Linked DNA regions of Homo sapiens: region 2 is linked to region 1. A link is a loop called in an ENCODE intact Hi-C map of the cell type or tissue named here. Cell type or tissue: heart right ventricle. All regions are shown on one strand.

What was found. Peaks named below come from ENCODE experiments on the same cell type or tissue, not always from the same donor. Only the 100,000 strongest peaks of a DNase experiment are listed, where the experiment ranks them.
Region 2: it touches region 1 in a loop (1.9-fold over the local background); 11 of 110 quality-filtered maps call a loop at or near these places.

The regions. Positions count from the first base shown.
Region 1 is chr10:114,093,963-114,096,462 of GRCh38, reverse strand. No RefSeq gene overlaps it. Among named protein-coding and RNA genes, the nearest start is that of ADRB1, 51 kb to the right of the region's middle. In heart right ventricle, no CTCF peak of the experiment used is centred here; no DNase peak of the experiment used is centred here; H3K27me3 peaks cover 126 bases.
Region 2 is chr10:113,913,648-113,916,147 of GRCh38, reverse strand. It overlaps NHLRC2 (NHL repeat containing 2), which reads right to left. Exons shown (of 11, transcript NM_198514.4): 11 at 1-2,500. Among named protein-coding and RNA genes, the nearest start is that of NHLRC2, 60 kb to the right of the region's middle. In heart right ventricle, no CTCF peak of the experiment used is centred here; no DNase peak of the experiment used is centred here; H3K27ac peaks cover 748 bases.

The sequences.
Region 1 (2,500 bases):
GGTAGACACCAGCCTACAGTCCTAAGGCAGGAAGGGGCAAAAAGAGCAACAGGAAAGTACAGCTTGCTACATGAAAAAAGCAATCTCAAAAGAATGGGAAGATGGACCTCAGGCATTTAAGGTTTTACCTCGGAACGCCAGACTATTCTGTATCTTGGAAACACTCTTTCTTTTTCTTTGGACTTCAATCTTTATTTCCAAATCAGGACTGGAAATGGGAATTATGAAGCCAAAAATATCAAACAGCCTCAGATCCTTTGGTTAAAAACATCAGCGGCAACACACGACTGAGCTTACCTCCCCCATTCTTGACATTTCATTATAAGAGGAAAACCACAAGCCGAACTTAGCAAAGGCTGTTATAATTAACTCACAAGCCCTCGTGTGCTTACTAGTGGTTTTTAAGTTTCTGAGGCTTAGATGTAATGTAAGATGTGTTATTTAATATGCATTATGGAGGGAGGAAACAAAGACACATTTTTATTCTCTTTTGCTATACAGCAGCCTGGTTGGTTCCATTCCATCCATTTAATTTACTGTTTCCAGGCACAAGGGAATTGTTTCCATGTGACACTTATCTATATAAATTTGGGATAAACGGAATTAACGTGTCAATTGAGGTTCTTGATGGCAAATAACAGAGACCAAGTCTGGCCCTGTGAGGCAAAAAAGGAATTTATTAAAGTGTATTAGGTGACTCAGAATCCCAGGAGGCTGCAGAGTGAAGCTGGGAGGCTGTGTATCCCGCGACCATTCCGCAAATCAGTTCTAGCGGTGGTCCGGTGGATGGATACCCTCCTGTCTTTGCTCTGGGCAGAGATGCTGCAGCTTGCCCTGAGAGCACCCTGACATTGCACAAGCTGCTGGGTCTCCTGTAAACTGGCTGTAGTGGCCACCATCCTGCCAGTGCGCCCACAAGTCCTAACTGGGCTCCCCTGGTTCTCATTTGGTGCCCCCTTCTCATGTTCCTCCTCTAAAGATCTCTACTCGAATCCCGCTCCCTGCCCATTTTGGTTACCCTTACCCAAAGGAAGGGGGCTCACACTCTAGAAACACACACACACACACACACACACACACACACACACCCCCTGTACCCCAGTGGCTTTTGCCCAGGTTGGAGTCATTTTATCCGCAGTGGCCCCTGGGGCTTCATGGTCAGTGATGTTGAGAGAGGTGGTCCAGACCCTGTGGTGATCAAGTTCCCCAGGCAGGGTCTCCTTGTTCCCAATCCTGCCGTGGACTTGGAAGGCACTCCTGATTCTTTACTTAACCATTTAGAGCAAGCTCACACATGTCTCCAAAGGACAGATGTCAAGCCTTGGGAGACAGTATATTCTGAACTCATATCAGGAAAGAAGAGTCTTATATTCATTGCAAGGTTCTTTTCTGACATGGTCTGTGAGCCTCATTTTTATGCAGAGTGGTTACCTTGGAATCCCCCAAGACAGTTTCAGGCCCACACTATTTTCTATTGGCTACTCCCATTGGTGGACCTGGCCAGGGCTCCTGGCTGACTGTGTATGGCAAGATCCTTCCCCATCTCCCTCTTCGGGGTGGGGGATAGTACAGGGCCCGGTGCTGATGCTTCCCATCACCATGTGATGTCACTCCTCATGTGCGGGTGGGGCAAGGCCATATACAGAACATTTGAGGTGGTGGAATTACCAGCTTGAGAATTAACCGTTCCTACTTTTCTCAAGTTGTAAGCTCTACGACAAAGAAAAAGAGGTAGCTTTTTTCCCTTCTTATCCCAAATGAGGAGCCAGGTTCCGTGTCCTGGATGTCTGAACTTCTTTTATCTCCAAGGAGCATTAGATATCTTTGTTTTCAACAGTCGGAGTTCCTGTGTGAGACAGTACACAACCCACTGGAACGACAGGGCTCTGTGGGGTGAAGAGGAGGACAAAGGGAGCAGAGCCCCAAGGCTGGTGGGAGGGCAGGAGAGGAGACTCTGGAACAGTGCAGGGCACTCCCACGGGCAGGCACTACCTCAAGGAAGGTGACAACTTGGATAATGGCTGCCTGCCTGGAGGCCAGTGAAGGACAGGGTACTGATCTGTCATGCAGGGCCCTGATAGCCAAGGCAAGTGTCTCCCAGTACCGAACCTAGAATGCAGGGGCTGGCAAACTTGGTATATTAGTCCGTTCTCACATTGCTGATAAAGACATACCCGAGACTGGGTAATTTATAAAGGAAAAAGGTTTAATGGAGTCACAGTTCCACATGGCTGGGGAGGCCTCACAATCATGGCAGAAGGCAAAGAGAAGCAAAGGCACATCTTACATGGCAGCAGGCAAGAGAGCTTGTGCAGGGAAACTCCCATTTATAAAACCATCACATCTCATGAGACTTATTCACTATCACGAGAACAGTATGGGGGAAACTGCCCCCGTGATTCAATTATCTCCACCTGGCCCCATCCTTGACACGTGGGGATTATTATAATTCAAGGAGAGATTTGGGTGGGGACACAGCCAAACAATATTGCTTGGCATA
Region 2 (2,500 bases), 180 kb after region 1:
CTCAAAGAATGAATATATTTCCAGTGGCACTAAGAACAGTGACTACAAATTCTAAAAACAGAAGATAGTTGTAGGGCAGAGTCCTTCTAAATGTTCAGAGAGGAACATGTCTATTTTTCCCATTAATTAGCATAATTTATCAACTAATGTTTTGCCCTATTTACCTCAACATATATTTTTCACAAGCTTAGCACACATTAGATAAAGAAGGAATAACAGGCCAGGTGTGGTGGCTCATGCTTGTAATTCTAGCAATTTGAGAGGTTGGTGGCTTGAGGCCAGGAGTTCGAGACCAGTCTGGGCAACATAGCAAGTCCCCATCTCTACAAAAAATTTTAAAAAAATTAGCCAGGTGTGGTGGCACACACCTGTGGTCTTAGCTACTCAGGAGGCCGAAGCAGAAGGATCCTGAGCCCAGGAGTTCCAGGCTGCAGTGAGCTATGATCATGTCACTGCTGCACTCTAGCCTGGGCAACACAGCAAGACCCTATCTCTTAAAAACAAAAAAATGGGAAGGGAAAAAAAAACTATTTTAATTGGGGAGAGTTAAGTCTGAGAGCTGATTTTGTCTACTTCTCAGCATCAGTTTGAGGTCTCCTTTCATTTTATTTCAAATGGAAATAGATAACCAGGTATATTAAAAGCAAAAGGTAGTAAACTATGTCCGTATTATTCACACTTGGAAGTTTTCAACATTAAAAAATAACTGACCATTTGCTTAATGCTATATTACTTAAAGCCACCAAGCCTGTGGTAAGTTGCTGCTTAAAGAGGAAGGAATTCATACCATGCCCTGACAGTTACAAGAATGCTTTTTGGTATAAGGCTATTTAGTGTTCATTTGTGCTTGTTTAGTGCTTTTTAGTATATGGCTGCTTGTACAGGTAGGGAAGTATGTTTGCAAATAGTTGCAATATTTTCCTTTTGGTCCTGTGGCTTTCAACAGAACAAAATGTCCTTTGGTACACTTGAAAGCGACATGCCAGTGAAGAAGAGGGACACACCAATACAACCAGGCAAACATTCCACAGCAAGTGTCTAGGGTTTTCACTTTCCAACTCCAACCCTTGAAAAGAATTAAACCAAACCAACACACTCAGAAACAGGTGGGATGCAATCAGAAAAGCCGAGTGGGGCTGCCTCCTGTTCCACCTTACCCAGGCTCTGTGATTGGGGCAGCCTTCTGCAAGCCTGAGGCAGCCAGGCGAACCTCCAGAGCTCATATGTAAAGGGGCCAGGGTTTGTTAGCCATGGAATACATATAGGTAGATTAGTAAAGCCTCTGACTTTTAATACTATTCTTTATATTATCCTATTGCAAAGACATGGGAAAAAAGCAAACTCTTAATTATTCAGGACAAAATAGTGACATGATTATTGCTAATACTTCATTTAAATAAACTGTGCCACAGGGGGAAGAAAAGGTAATCTTGGTGCTTAACAGTGGATTCTACTTTTAAAATATGACACTATTATCACTTTCTTATTATCACATTTCCTTACGGATTTCAGGAGAGGGAGTTTATAACAAAATTAACAAAATTCCTTACTGCACCATACTACTACTTAATTAGCACACTAAGAATGAAAAGTTAAGTCTGCATTCTGTGTTTAGGTGATCATGAATCATAATCATTGGTACGTAGCATTTTGCTTAATTCCTTTTAATAGTATTTAGTGCGCTGGGCGCAGCGGCTCACGCCTGTAATCCCAGCACTTTGGAAGGCCAAGGCAGGCAGATCACCTGAGGTCAGGAGTTCGAGACCAGCCTGGCAAGCATGGCGAAACCCCATCTCCACTAAAAATACAAAAAATCAGCTAAGCGTGGTGGCAGACGCCTGTAATCCCAGCTACTCAGGAGGCTGAGGCAGGAGAATTGCTTGAACACAGGAAGTGGAGGCTGTGTTGCCATGGCACTCCAGCCTGGGCAACAAGAGCAAAACTCCATCTCAAAAAAAACAAAAACAAAACAAAACAAAACAAAGTACCTAATGCTAGGCTGGGTACGGTGGCTCACGCCTGTAATCCCAGCACTTTGGGAGGCCAAGGCAGGCGCATCACATGAGGTCAGGAGTTCGAGACCAACCTGGCCAACAGAAACCCTGTTTCTACTAAAAGTACAAAAATTAGCCGGGCATTGTGGTGGGCACCAGTAGTGGTGAGCGCCAGCTACTTGGGAGGCTGAGGCAGGAGGATCACTTGAACCCGGTAGGTGGAGCCTGCAGTGAGCTGAGATTGTACCCTTGCACTCCAGCCTGGGTGACAGAGTGAGACTCCATCTCAAAAAAAAAAAAAAAAAACAAAACAACAACAACAAAAAGTACCTAATGCTGGAATAGGTTGACCATGGTGAAAACTTTACTGTAACAGAATTGCATATATTAATATTTGAGTCATGGGGAGGGGTCTGCATACCAGTGTTATTTATGAAACAAGAAAGCAGAAGACTGTATTTCCAGAGCTCACTTGGACTAATATTTAATACAACAAAATTTTCTTA